3 separate regions of the Mus musculus genome follow, and regions 2 and 3 are each linked to region 1. Evidence: chromatin loops called from intact Hi-C (ENCODE). Cell type or tissue: left cerebral cortex. All regions are shown on one strand.

Region 1 (5,000 bases):
GACAGGGACTGCAGCAGAGGCCAGGGAGAACCACAGCTTCCCGACAGTTTACCCCCTCAGAGCTGGCACATCAACCGTTAATCAAGAAAAATGCCCCGACCTTACCTATGGCTGATCTAGTGAAGGTGTGCTCTCAGTTGGGATTTCCTCTTCCTCTGGCTTGTGTCAAATATACAAAACAAACAAACAAAAACAATCTTACCAGTGCTCTCTTGCCCTTGGTGTTGTGAGGTAGCCACCAGAGAAGACGGCTCAGACATGGGTTTGAGCCAACAGCCTTTACTAGCCGGCAAGAACTACACCAAGTGTTTGGATCCCTGTGTAGCAGCGAGCCTTTCTCGGGATGAGCTTTTAAGCACATAAACCATGTTCTAGGTTGACGCACTTCAGTTAGCAAGAGCAGTTAGCCAGAAGCAAAACTACAGAAGCCCAAAGCAAACAAACAAAAACAAAACACAAGGTGAGTCGTTTAGAGACTTTCCCAGAACTATATGGACTTTGATGGATTAGAGCTGTGTGTTCATTTTGTCGGTGCTGCTGTCTCCATGCTGAGTTTTACAGCCCGAATGGGACTTCCATCATGGAGTCAGTTGTGCTAAGGTCTTACAGCATAAGAAGGTCTGGGGCCCTGCTACACAGTCCAATGGTTTCTGATCAGCTGGAGACAACCCACATTGTTTCCTGCAGATGGAGGCTGCTTCTTTCTTTGTCCCTTGGAGACAGAAAGCCCAGGGCCAATTTGACATTTTGTAGCGAGTTCTCTCCACAGGGCCTGGAAAGGAGCCTGGCTTTGAGAATTGGAGCAGCAGCTGAATCCAGGAAACACAGGAGAGTGAATCAGAGGGGAGAAACAGAACCCCGGGTGGGGGTGGGGGGTGGGGGGGTGGGGGGGTGCGGGGGTGTTGACAGGTGAAGTCCCGAGGAACATGTGGCGCTTGTAAACCACTAGGTTGCCTGTCACTGAGGCAGATGGAAGGCCTTCAGAGCACTCTCAGCAGAGACCCAGATGTGACCATCTGAGCCATAGTGGGACTAGAGAAGATTCCCTGAGGGATGGGGGCGGGGGAAGACCTGGAGGGCACAGCGGAGCAAAGAAGTGGACAGGAACTGAGGTAGCTGCTAAGGACTTAAGAGTCAAGGCACTACCCCCCCCCCCTTTGGATTTTCGAGACAGGGTTTCTCTGTGTAGCCCTGGCTGTCCTGGAACTCACTCTGTAGACCAGGCTGACGTTAAACTCAGAAATCCACCTGCCTCTGCCTCCCAAGTGCTGGGATTAAAGGCATGCACCACCACTGCCCGGCTTTTTATTTTTAGAGTCAAGACAATTTTGCTTTGTTTTCCTGCATTGTAGGATTAATGCCCACCCTTTTTGAGATGGGATTTTATGTAGCTTAGGCTGGCCTGGAGTTTACTTCATAGCCCAGGATTGCTTTGAACTCCCTCTCCTCCTTCAGATTTATTTATTATGTACACAGTGTTCTGACTGCATATATCCCTGCATGACAGAAAAGGGTGCCAGATCTCATTACAGATGGTTGTGAGCCACTATGTGGTTGCTGGGACTTGAACTCAGGACCTCTGGGAGAGCAGTCAGTGCATCTTAAATTCTGAGCATCTCTCCATCTCTGAACTCCTGATTCTTCTATCCTCACTCCCCAAAAGCTAGCATTGAAGTTATGTGCTACCGGGGCTGGAGAGATGGCTCAGGGGTTAAGAGCACTGGCTGCTCTTCCAGAGGTCCTGAGTTCAATTCCCAGCAACCACATGGTGGCTCACAACCATCTAGAATGAGATCTGATGTCATTTTCTACCATGTAGGCATACACGCAAATAGAGCACTCACATACATAAATACGTCTTAAAAAAAAAAAAAAAAAGGTACGTGCTCCAACGTCCGGTGTATGTGGTGCCGGGAAATGGAGCTCCATACATCCTAAGCAACCTCTCCAGCAACTAAACTACATTCCCAGGTTCCCACAGACAATAATAATGTTGCTGTAGATGAACCAGAAAAAAAAAAGGGAGGCATGGATGTCAGCACTGCATGTGTCAACAGCAGGTTAGAGCAGAAGCCTCCAACAGAGCCACTGCAGTGGGCAAGGTGTGACAAGGAGTACCTGGAGAGCCTTTTGAGGGTGGTTTTAAACATCTCACCTGCCCCTCCTGGCAGTACCCTTGTCCCAGCGGAGAGCATTCCAAACCCACACCTGACCCAAGCGTGGATTCAGTACTTGAAAGCTTCACCCACCACCAAAAGGCCCAGAGATGGAGACAGATGGGTAGGCAATGGCTACGAGAAAAAAAATTTTAAAAACCGCCGCCGGAGAGATGGCTCAGCAGTTAAGAGCACTTCTGTTCTTCCAAACACCTGTACCTCCAGCTCTAAGGAATCTATTGCCCTCTTCTGGCCTCTGGAGGCACTGCACTTGTGTACACATAACACTTTCTCCACCATAGACACAACCAAGAGGCTAATCATCATCATCATCATCATCATCATCATGAAGGGAACAAAAAATCCTAGACTGTCTCCTGTCCTGGGAATACAAAGGGCAGTGGTGGCAGCGGCAATAGCCAGGAACTGCCTGTGCTGTGGTAGCTATCATCGTGAGCCGTGTGCACTAACCCTTGAGTTCTGTAAAGTGGAGGCAGTCCTCCCTTGGGGCTGCTGGAGACAATGCACAGAAAGCATTCTCTGCAGGGTGCTCAACAGTGAGTCCTTCCCTTCCCTCCTTCCAATGTCCTGGCCTAGCAATTGCCTTAGGAAATTGTATGCTTGCAGAGTGGCTCCAATGGTAAACACAGAGCCCCTCCTGCTGGTGATAGCTGGAACTGCACCCAGCCCCAGTACAGCTAGCTCCCTTTAGGACACAGGCCACTAGACCTTCCCACCCATTACATGCCAGGGCTCACATCCATTGTGTCATGTCATTGCTTCTGCAGAATGAAGTGGCCTCTCCTCCACTTCTTGGCGACAGCAAGTGTCACCCACTTTGGAAGAATTTACAGCTACATTGTTCCTTCTACCTCTGCCAGAAAGAATATAAAATATTCTCTTTTCATTTTTCTAAATAGTTGGACTAATAACTAAATTTGCTAGACAGACAGATGTGGGGAGGACCTAGCACATCTGCCTGTCTCTTACTTGGGAGAGACTCCCCCAGACCAGGGCCAGCCTTACCTGTCATCAGGGTCTCATTCTAGCACAAGTAGTCACTGTCCCACCAGAAATCCCTAGGAGGAAGGTGAGTGTGGGTGAGGTGACATGTGTACACCCTTTTCTGCGTCTTCCTGAATACCTGAGAATGCCTTTTGTACTCTTTAGGAACACTTTTTGAGCTGGACGGTGGTGGCGCATGCCTTTGATCCCAGCACTTGGGAGGCCGATCTCTTGAGTTCGAGGCCTCCCTGGTCTACAGAGCAAGTTTGAGGCCAGCTAGGGCTACAGAGAATCCCTGTCTTGAAAAACAAACAAGCGAGCAAAAAAACCCAAAAAACAAAAAAATATTTTTGAGACACTGTTTTAGCTTTGGGGAATCTAGAACATATTATGTAGATCAGGCTGGCCTTGAACTCTTTAGAGATCTGCCTGCCTCTGCCTCCCAAGTATATATGTATGTGTGTATATTTGCTTGTACATGTGTGCCTGAATGTTTATAGCAGTTGGAGGTCAGAGGACAGCTGTGTGCAGTAGATTTCAGGGATTGAAATCCCACCAGCAGGTGTGGGCAGCAGTGCGCTACCCACTGAGCTCCCCAGTCCTCCTTTTTGAGGCAGTCTTGCTATGTAGCCCCAGTTGGCCTGGAACTTGCAATCTTCCCAACTCAGACCCCCAGGTTGAAATTTCAGGTGTGAGCCACCGCATCCAGCTGAAGTTTTCAAGTAGCAGGGAGGAGAGACCCTTTGTGTGGTAGCCTCTGCTCCCCTCCAGCGACTGACTATACCATTGTTTATGTTCCCCTCTTGATGGCTCCTCGCAGTGGTTCCTCTACCTGGAAAGCCTTGGTCCTCCTCTTCCGGGTACAATTCTTCAGTGCTCGGCTAGAGCGTCATCCGGAAACCATGTTGACCTTCTATGTCTCGATGGGCTTCCGAGCTCTATCATAGCCTTCCAGTTAGACAGTTTAGCATGGCCACTTCTTTCTGGCTCATCTAAAACAAGGTCTCACCTATCCCAGGCTAGACCTTAGACTCATGACATTGGATAGGCTGGGGCTTGTGACCCTCCTGCCTCCACCTCTCAAGTGCTGGGATTACAGGCATGTATCATCCACCCAGCTGTGTTTTAAGTACTTTTTGAGGGTGTGTGCATTCCCGTGGGGTATGTGCACATATTCCTCCATTACTCTCCAACTGGTTTTCTGAGAGTCTCTCACTGAGCATCCAATTTTTGGATCTGGCTTGACAGGATAGCCAACGAGCTCTGGGTGGGGGTGGGGGTGGGGTCCCTGCCTCCCACACTCCCTCCCAATGCTAGGGGTCATCTGCCTATGACATAGTTGAGGACAAGGAATTTGGACTCAGACTCATGTACTTATGGTGCCAGGCACTTTACTGAGACAACTCCTGGATCCTTTTTCAAAATTTTTATGTGTATGTATGGGTGCTCTTGCAGTCAAGGCTTTTGATTTCCTGGAATTACAATTAGGTTGTAACTGTACTGGGAACAGAATTGAGCTTCTCTGCAAGAACAGCAGGCACTTTTAACCGAAGACATTCCTTTAGCCAAACCCACTAGTTTTTATTCTATTCATTTTTGAGACAGTTTCTGTGTAACTCCGCGACTGTCCTCGGTAGACCAGGCTGACTCTAGGATCGCTCCGCCTCTGCCTCCTGAGTAGTTTTAAAGGCACTGGATATTTTAAACTCCAGAACAGGAGAGAAAACTGAGACGAAGCCAGGCACAGGAGAGCATCAGCAATAGACAATTTAGAGGACCTCCCTCGCACAAGCAGCTACAGACCTGAACTCAGATGTCACTTCCCCATGGCGCTCACAG
Region 2 (5,000 bases), 120 kb before region 1:
TGGCTTCCTTTTATATAGATTTGCTGCTGGGAGAAAGCAAGCTGCTAGGCTGGGTCATTCTAGTTGCACACAAACATCAGGAATTTTACCCAGTGAAGGTTTGATGGTGTCAGGAATATCCCTATGAACTGTTGTCTCGACTGTTGTATTTCAGTGAAGACTACAGCAGGGCAGTCTCACTGTCAGCTCAGTCTCCTCATTCCTCTGTTGGCTACTGTTTCTTCTGACCTGTTGATCTTTTTAAAAGTGTGTGCGCACGCGCGCGTGTGTTTGCGCGCGTGTGTGTGTGTGTGTGTGTGTGTGTGTGTATGCAAGGAGGTCAGAGAACGTGAAGTCAGTTCTTTCCTTCTACCTTTACTTGGTGTCCAGGAATTGAACTTAGGTCACCAGTCTTGTGTGGCAAAGCACATTTACTCACTGAGCCATTTCAGTGGCCTTGGCCAAAAAGTATCATACATAAGTGCTGGAGAGATGGCTCAGTGGTTAAGAGCACCGGCTGCTCTTCCAGAGGTTCCGAGTTCAATTCCCAGCACCCACATGATGCTTATAACCATCTAGAGTGAGCACTGGTGCCTTCTTCTTGAATGTAGATGTACATACAGATAGAACACTCATATACAATCAGTCAGTCAGTCAATCAGTTTTTTTTAAGTACCCAAACATTTAAAGACTTTAGGGAAAAAGACTGTCCTATCATTTCATGTTAATGTTAATGTTTTATAGGTAACCTCATAGGTAAATATTTCCCCTGTGAATCCCTAGTATTAAGCATTTCATCGATAGGTGTTTGTTTGTTTTGTTTTGTTTGTTTTTGGGACAGGGTTTCTTTGTGTAGCCCTGATTGTCCTGGAACTCATTATGTAGAGACCAGGCTGACCTCATACTCAGCTCTGAGTGCTAGGATGAAAAACATGTATAATTTCTTAAATATATAACAGAGCTGAACACACCGTCCTTGTTAGAACCAATCAGGAACCCCTGCCTGCAGAGCAGCAGCTCCTCCATGTGTGGACTCTCTGCCGTGTTAGGAAAGCCTCCTGTGAAGCATCTTCGAGCATCTTCGGGCCTCTCGGCTTATCTGTCTATCTGTTTTCTCTTACCTGTGACTGACTAGATTTCCTATTTTATGTCTTGGCAGCTTTTCTTGTTTGTTTGGGTTGTTATGTTTTGTTTTCTTTCTGAGACAAAGTTTCTCTGGGTAACTTCCTAAAACTCAGTCCTTACTCCTGGAACTCTCTCTGTAGACCAGACTCACCCCCAGCTCAAGAGATCCACCTGCCTACGCCTCCTGAGTGATGGGATTGAAAGCGTGTGCTGCCACCATCCAGCTTCTTAGCCAGCCTCTTTATTTAGCATAGAACCTTACACTTAATGTATTGAACCGTATTTTGATATGTTTGATTCTTTTGAAAAACAGTCTAGGGCTGGAGAGATGGCTCAGTGGTTAGGAGCACTAAGTGGCTCACAACCATCTATAATGGGATCTGATGCACTTTTCTGGTGTGTCTGAAGACAGCTACAGTGTACTCATATAAATAAAATAAATAAGTCTTAAAAGAAAAGAAAAGAAAAGAAAAGGAAAGGAAAGAAAAGAAAAAGGGTCTATCTCAAGGTATCCTGAAACTTGTTATGTAGCACATTTGACCTTATACTTAGGATCCTCTGGCTTCATTTTCCCAAATGCCTCTGTGTGTGTGTGTGTGTGTGTGTGTGTGTGTGTCCGTCCACCATGGCCATCTCTAGATTTCTTCTTTTTCTATAGCCATAATCATGCTTATATAGTTGTATTAATTGAGTAGTCTGCCCTTTTGTCACTGTATAGTAGTATTCTGTCATCCCAAGTGAGCCTCTGTGGAGCACTAGTGCTTATGTTATTTCCCTCTTCCTCAGTGGTCACCATCAATTCATCCTGGGAAGGAAAGGAGAGGCTGGACATACATACTGGAGCACACTTGCTCTTCCAGCACTTAGGGGTGGAGACAGTGGGATTAAAGGAGCAAGTCCAGCCTCAGCTACATAGTGAAGCTGAAACTAGCCTGGTCTACATGAAGCATTTTCTTTTTAAAAAAAAAAAAAAAAAGGAAAAGGAGAAATAACAAATGCTAGTGAGGATTGTTAAAGCATTAGCTCTGTTTATCAGATACTAAGAACAGGCCACAGAATCTCAGGTGACACACTCAAGTCCTGTGAGTACTGAGTTTGATTTTCATTATGCTCTTTTCTTTCAGCAACTACAGTTTCTCCACAGATGGTTTCAGTGGTTCAGGAGGCAGTGGTAGCCACGGCTCATCTGTGGGCGTTCAGGGAGGTGTGGACTGGATGAGGAAACTGGCCTTTCGCTACCGAAAAGTGAGGGAAATCTACGACAAGCATAAAAGCAATGTGGGTGGTAAGTGTGGCCAACTGCTCTGAACCGGATCCTTGGTGCTTTCCTGCGGTCCTTTCCCAGGGTGCCCTGGTTCTGCCTTGCAACTTTCTAGGAATTTGTGCCGTGTTAATTCTGCATTTTAAAAAAGTAGAGATCTAACTGAAACCCTTTGAAGAATTTGCACCACCCATGGCCTTTAGAATAGAAGACTTTGGGCAAGGCTCTGTACCGTTGGTGGCAGTTAGAATAGGGCATGAAAGGCTAAAAAATGGCTCAGCAGTTAAAAGTGTTGGCTGCTCTAGCAGAGGACTTAGGTTAAGTTCTTAGCACCCACACAGTAGGTTTCAACCATCTGTAGCACCAGTTTGAATGTATCTGATGTCTTCTGAGCTCTGTGAACATCAGACATGCATCCTGTATACATACATACATGCAAGCAAAACATACACATAAAATTAAAATAAATTTAAAAAATTTTTTTTAAATGGAGATGATAAGCCGGGCGGTGGTGGCGCATGCCTTTAATCCCAGCACTCGGGAGGCAGAGGCAGGCGGATTTCTGAGTTCAAGGCCAGCCTGGTCTACAGAGTGAGTTCCAGGACAGCCAGGACCTCACAGAGAAACCCTATCTCAAAAAAAAAAAAAAAAATGGAGATAATAGTTGAGGCTCTGCACCATTGATGCCATTAGGATGCTGATTTTGGAAGATGCTCTATATTCTAATTCTTTTTTTTTTTTTTTTTAAGATTTATTTATTATATGTAAGTACACTGTAGCTGTCTTCAGACACTCCAGAAGAGGGCATCAGATCTCGTTACAGATGGTTGTGAGCCACCATGTGGTTGCTGGGATTTGAACTCCAGACCTTCGGAAGAGCAGTCGGGTGCTCTTACCCACTGAGCCATCTCACCAGCCCTATTCTAATTCTTTTTAACATCACTGTGGACAACTGTGGTATTTCCTTTAGACAAGTACCACTTTAAAGAAAATGTGCTGTATTAGTCAACTTTATCGCTGTGATAAAGATACCTAAAATGATCAATTTAACAGGAGGAAAGACTTATTTATCATGTGACCATTGGCCCTGTTGTCTTGGGCTTGTGGTAAACCAAAACATCATGGCAGGGAGAGGCTGCTCACCTCAGTGCCCAGAGAGGGGGAGGAGGAGCGGGCAGTGTGATTCCTAATGTCACAGTCAAGCACACTGCCTACTGCTGCCAGCTAGGCCCTACCTCTTGTCAGTAGTACCTTCCCTTGCAACAAGCCTTACCACTTAGCTTTTGGGGTTATGGTTTAGATGTGTTATTTGGTTGGTTGGTTGGTTGGTTGCTGAGACAGTCTTGTTAGGCAGCCCAGAACCATGCTTGAACTTGCTCCCAAGTACTGGAATTCTAGACATGCCCCCCAATACCCACTTCAATATATACCACATAGTGTAGTATTATTACTAATTTTGACTTACAACCACAGTTGGTACTAGTTAGTAGACTACCGTATTTTAAAGAGCAGCTGTCTATATCCATCATGGCAAGTCAAATAGACCCAGATGCTACATTGGATGAGAGGTAGGCCTGGGATTATAGTGGCAGTGTCCATGTGAGATAGTCTGCCCAGAAGTATTGTAGGTGTTAGTATATCTAAAAGTCATGAATTGTTCAAAGTGGGAGAGGCCTTAGAAGTCTTCTTTAAATACCTCATTTGGCATTGAGAAATTAACATCCATCATGCAGGCAGGAACAGCACACACAGTCATATAGCAAGTAAATAAGATGGCCGCATTCCCTGACTTTTGGTCAGTGGGCTTTCCAAGGAATACTTCCCTATATGTTTTTGTAGTGTGAGTAGAATGTAGGGCTTATTTAACCTTTGCTACAGAAACTTCTGAGTCGCACTTGCTCTTTGAATATACGAACTCAGAGCATCTAACAGTGGGCTCCCACATGAGACCTGGTACGTTTTATGCAGAATCAATTAGACTCCTAGAGCAGTGTGTGAGTCTGCTATCGCTGGAGTTGCTTCAGAAGTGATTCTAGTACGGGGGTTGGTCCTTCCCTCTGGAATCCTGGCTGAAACATTCAGTACAGGCAGAAGTTGGTGCTGTCACTAGGGAATGGCAGCTGGGAAAGGATCCCCATCCCGGCCATTCCCACTCTCTGTGGAATCCTAAGCAACTTCCCTTTGTTCTTTGTCTTTAGAGGTAAGAACTGTTCTAACAGTCATTGTCCCTGTGTGGTTCTTGGTGTTGTGTTGTGGAGTAGGGCTATTCAAGTGTGTTCCATCAGTCTATAGATAACACCCATTGGTAACAAAGAAGGAGCTTGTATGGAACCTAAGTTTTCTAAAACATGGGAGTGTACACACGGGGACTTGGAGACATTGCTTCTTCATATAGCAAGTGCATTCATTGGTGACTTGTCTCCAGCATCTTCGTATAGCAAGTGCGTTGGTCACCTGTCTGTCTCCAGCACAGCACGGGACAGCAGCAGCTTAAGGAAGGAAAGGTTTCTCTGGCTCACAGCCCACACTGTAGTCAGGACACAGTGGCAGGAGCAGGAGTCACCGGGCACACTGAGTCCACAGTCGGTAAACAAAGATGGGAGGGTACTGGTGCTCAGCTTGCTTTCTCCTTGTT
Region 3 (5,000 bases), 110 kb before region 1:
AAGCCGGAGAATGTGAATTTGTTCCCAAGCACCCTTGTGGGACAGGTATGGTGACAGACACTGATCCATCACTGGGGAGTTAGAGACAGGATGACCCTTGGTGCTCCCCAGCCAGCCAGGGTAACTAGGTAGTGAGCCTCGGCTCCTAGAACTGGGTATGTATATAGCTCCTGAGGGATGAATGACAGTGGAGGGTTACCTCAGGCTTCCATGTGCATGGTCACACATCTATCCTTACACACACATAGACACACACAAAATAGAAAATATGGTTTAATTATTTAGTTGAATTATTTAATAGTTAGACCAAATTCGGCATAACAACTGAATGCTGCGGAGGAAAGTTAGCACTGAAACTGGCACCGTACCCAGAGAGCTTTGTCTCTTAAGTAGGACCCTGAAACCCAGGTTCACCATTGTCTGGACCAGCATGCCACTGAGATGCCACTTGGCTAGGAGTGTCAGAGTTACAGTTGTTCTGACAGACCAAGCAGTACAGAGGAAGAGGTTTTTATCAACTCCCTTGGTTCCTAGATTGATACATTTGTTGTTGTTGTTGTTGTTGTTGTTGTTTATTTGGCTTAGTCCTGGCCATCCTGAGTACTGGGATTAAAAGTATACACTGGGCTGGTGAGATGGCTCAGTGGGTAAGAGCACCCGACTGCTCTTCCGAAGGTCCAGAGTTCAAATCCCAGCAACCACATGGTGGCTCACAACCATCCGTAACGAGATCTGACTCCCTCTTCTGGAGTGTCTGAAGACAGCTATAATGTACTTCCATATAATAAGTAAATAAATTAAAAAAAAAAAAAAAGGAAAACGATTTAAAAAAAAAAAAAAAAAAAGTATACACTAGCATTACCTGGCCTTTTTTTTTTTTTTTTTTTTTTTTTAATGACTGGCGCTTCAGAACTTTTTTTTTTTTTTTTTTTTTTTTTTTGATTTTTTTTTCCATTTTTTATTAGGTATTTCGCTCATTTACATTTGCAATGCTATACCAAAAGTCCCCCATAGCCACCCACCCCCTCTCCCCTACCCACCCACTCCCCTTTTATGGCCCTGGCGTTCCCCTGTACTGGGGCATATAAAGTTTGCAAGTCCAATGGGCCTCTCTTTCCAGTGATGGCCGACTAGGCCATCTTTTGATGCATATGCAGCTAGAGTCAAGAGCTCCGGGGTACTGGTTAGTTCATAATGTTGTTCCACCTATAGGGTTGCAGATCCCTTTAGCTTCTTTGGTACTTTCTCTAGCTCCTTCATTGGGGGCCATGTGATCCATCCAATAGCCGACTGTGAGCATCCACTTCTATGTTTGCTAGGCCCAGGCATACTCTGACAAGAGACAGCTATATCAGGGTCCTTTCAGCATAATCTTGCTAGTGTATGCAATGGTGTCAGCATTTGGAAGCTGATTATGGGATGGATCCCCGGATATGCTAGTGTCTACATGGTCCATCCTTTTATCTCAGCTCCAAACTTTGTCTCTGTAACTCCTTCCAAGGGTGTTTTGTTCCCTCTTCTAAGGAGGGGCATAGAGTTCACACTTCAGTCTTCATTTTTCTTGAGTTTCATGTGTTTAGGAAATTGTATCTTATATCTTGGGTATCTTAGGTTTTGGGCTAATATCCACTTATCAGTGAGTACATATTGTGTGAGTTCCTTTGTGAATGTGTTACCTCACTCAGGATGATGCCCTCCAGGTCGATCCATTTGGCTAGGAATTTCATAAATTCATTCTTTTTAATAGCTGAGTAGTACTCCATTGTGTAGATGTACCACATTTTCTGTATCCATTCCTCTGTTGAGGGGCATCTGGGTTCCTTCCAGCTTCTGGCTATTATAAATAAGGCTGCTATGAACATAGTGGAGCATGTGTCCTTCTTACCAGTTGGGGCATCTTCTGGATATATGCCCAGGAGAGGTATTGCTGGATCCTCCGGTAGTACTATATCCAGTTTTCTGAGGAACCGCCAGACTGATTTCCATAGTGGTTGTACAAGCCTGCAATCCCACCAGCTTCAGAACTTTTTATGGACTTAACTTGTATGTGTGTATGTGCTCATGCAGGCCAGCAGCCAGGCACACATGTGGGTGTCAGTCAGCTCTCTTTCCAGTGGATGGGGACTGGGGAGTGAACTGGGACATCAGACTTGGCAGAAAGCGTCTTTATTCACTGGGCCATCTCGCTGGCTGCTCTGTGTGTGTTCATAGTCACTTTCCTGCAGATGGCAGGCAAGTGTGTGGAGGAAGGCTCTTAGGGCACTGGGTCTGGCAGGAATGAAAAGTGAGGTTAACGGAGCAGGAGGAAGAAAGCAAAGTTAGACCTTGCTTAACTGAGCAGGGACGATAACTTGTGAGTGGTCAAGGAAGAGCAAGGCTGGCTCGAGGCACACACCTGAGTTCCCAGCACATGACAGCTAAGGCACAGGATTCCAGTCCAAGGAAGCTCTGGGTGGCACTGCAATGCCTTGCCATTATCCCCGCAACTACCGGCCAAAAACCAAGGGCTATAATTTTCTTTTTTTTTTAATTTGTTTATTTTATTTATTTTTTTATCTTATTTTATGTATGTGAGTACACTGTAGCTGTACAGATGGTTGTGAGCCTTCATGTGGTTGTTGGGAATTGAATTTTTAGGGCCTCAGCTTGCTCTGGTCAACCCTGCTTGATCAGTCCCTGCTTGATCAGGCCCAAAGCTTTATTTATTATTATATATAAGTACACTGCAGCTGTCTTCAGACACACCAGAGTGTCAGATCTCATTTTGGGTGGTTGTGAGCCACCATATGGTTGCTGGGATTTGAACTCAGGACCTTCAGAAAAACAGTCAGTGTTTTTACCCGCTGAGCCATCTCGCCAGCCCCCTATAATTTTCTTTTATTTATTCATTCAAAGTATCTTTCCCATAGCAATACTTATGTTTTAGGTATTGACTCTAGCTTAGGTTTGATTTTGATACCACCAAGTGATTCTTAGAACATGAGCCAGGCAGTGGTGCACACCTTTGATCCCCATGCTTGAAAGGTAGAGGCAAGCAGATCTTTGAGTTCAAGGCCAGCCTGGTCTACAGAGTGATCTAATAGCAGAATGTTCCCTCATGAGAACATGGCTCTGGTTTGGTCCCAAGGTTAGCTAAAGAGCATCTGAATTTCAAATACCATATACAGCTGTTGGGTTACAACCATGTGCCTCGCAGGCTCCCATGGATAGCTCAAAGTTCTTGGTCACATGGATGGCCCTGGTTAAAACCCTGTGACAAAGAAAGTCATGAAGAAAGGGACTTTGGGGCTTATGGGAGTGGGATGGGAGTAACCAGAACACATTATTATACACAGACGAAATTCTCCAAGAACAAACTTAATAATAAAAGAATATTACAGAGCTTTAAAAAGAGAATGTTTGCTGTAGATCCAGGCTACAGCGTGGATTTACAGTAGAGACACAAACCAAATCTAGCTGCTGGCTGGCTTGGTATCTTGGGTGTGTCACTAACCTGTGAAGGCCCTTTATCTATAATGTGAGGAAGGAGAGGTAGATGGAGGAGATGGGGGCTTTGAAAGCTACAAAAGTAGGAGACACACAGAAGAGCTTGCTCACCGCTCCTTCAGCCCCAGCTCACTGTCTTCCATGCTAAGGCTGTGGGAGCCTTAGCACTCTTGATGTGAGGATGAAGCGGGTTGTTTTCGTAATGGCACACTCCATTCTTTGGGCTCCTGACCGCGTGAGTAGTCAGCACGTGGGGTCAGTTATCCCGTCCAAGCTCAGGCAGATGAACAGAGCAGCAGACCTTTTCTTTGGTATTAGAAAGGGTAGAGAAGACTGTCCTAATAGGATTTTTCTCTCTCTCTGTAGGTAAGGAGAGCTGCTTTGAGAGAATTGTTTCGAGGTTTGGGAAAAAAGTCACATATGTAGTGATTGGAGATGGACGAGATGAAGAAATTGCAGCCAAGCAGGTAACTGGGAAGGAAAATGTTCAGTTATGTGGTTGTGCATGAAGCAGTTAAAGTGCACAGGAGAGCCAGGTACAATGGTACACATCTGTACTCCCTACACTCCGGAGGCAGTAGGAGGGAGAGAAGTCTGAGGGTGTAGCTTACTTAGCAGGGTGCTATCTAGGATGTATGGTCTCCCGGGTTCAATCCTCAGCACTTTATAAACCAGGATGGGGCATTGCCTGTAATCACAGCACTTGTGAAGTAGAGGCAGGAAGATTAGAAGTTGAAAGGGCATCCTTAGCCACATAGTGAGTTCATGGGATACATGAGACCCTATCTGGTGGTATGGGGAGAAAATGGGAAAATTGAAAAATATTTACAACTCTTGTGTATCTGTGGTATGTATCGTCCTTCCTCACTTTTCATTAAAGGGAAAAAAAGATCATTGTTCCCCAAATGGAGTTTTCCTGTAATTTTTTAGATTTCTTCTGTCCTTTCCTCCCTACCTTTCAAGAATCTTAGAACCAGGCCTCAGGATAGGAAGCCTGGGTTCAGACCCCAGCACCACACAAAACTATACGTAATGCTACACTGGAATTCCAGGGCCCAGGAGTGGAGGCAGGGGATCAGAAATTCAAGGTCATCCCTAGGCTACACAGCAAATTCGGGTCCTCATGAATCCTGATGTGGGCCTCATCTTCATCTAAGGGGAGCAGGTTAACTCTAGAAAGGCAGGCTATCCTGACCTTTCCCGGTGCTGGCTCTGTTCTTAAAAGTTGGGAAGGAGTGGGGCGTGGTGGCGCACGCCTTTAATCCCAGCACTCAGGAGGCAGAGGCAGGCGGATTTCTGAGTTCGAGGCCAGCCTGGTCTACACAGAGAAACCCTGTCTCGAAAAACCAAAAAAAAAAAAAGTTGGGAAGGGCCTAGAGAGATGGTTCAGTGGGTAAGAGCACTGACTGCTTTGCCGAAGGTCCTGAGTTCAATTCCCAGCAACCACATGGTGACTCACAACCATCTATAATGGATGCCCTCTTCTGGTGTGTCTGAAGACAGCTACAGTGTAC

The links. A loop is a pair of places that touch in the nucleus more often than their neighbours do. Peaks named below come from ENCODE experiments on the same cell type or tissue, not always from the same donor. Only the 100,000 strongest peaks of a DNase experiment are listed, where the experiment ranks them.
Region 2: a loop joins it to region 1, with 2.2 times the contacts of the local background. A loop is called at or near these places in 3 of 42 quality-filtered maps.
Region 3: a loop joins it to region 1, with 2.2 times the contacts of the local background. A loop is called at or near these places in 3 of 42 quality-filtered maps.

What each region holds. Positions count from the first base shown.
Region 1 is chr4:132,821,359-132,826,358 of GRCm38, forward strand. No RefSeq gene overlaps it. Among named protein-coding and RNA genes, the nearest start is that of Ppp1r8, 19 kb to the right of the region's middle. In left cerebral cortex, CTCF peaks have their summits at 2,404 (motif pointing left) and 2,861; DNase peaks (open chromatin) are centred at 740, 2,402, 2,815 and 4,802.
Region 2 is chr4:132,704,735-132,709,734 of GRCm38, forward strand. It overlaps Eya3 (EYA transcriptional coactivator and phosphatase 3), which reads left to right. Exons shown (of 17, transcript NM_210071.2): 13 at 2,229-2,389. Among named protein-coding and RNA genes, the nearest start is that of Xkr8, 25 kb to the right of the region's middle. In left cerebral cortex, no CTCF peak of the experiment used is centred here; a DNase peak (open chromatin) is centred at 2,328.
Region 3 is chr4:132,715,360-132,720,359 of GRCm38, forward strand. Eya3 (EYA transcriptional coactivator and phosphatase 3) reads left to right here. Exons shown (of 17, transcript NM_210071.2): 16 at 3,853-3,953. Among named protein-coding and RNA genes, the nearest start is that of Xkr8, 15 kb to the right of the region's middle. In left cerebral cortex, no CTCF peak of the experiment used is centred here; a DNase peak (open chromatin) is centred at 2,176.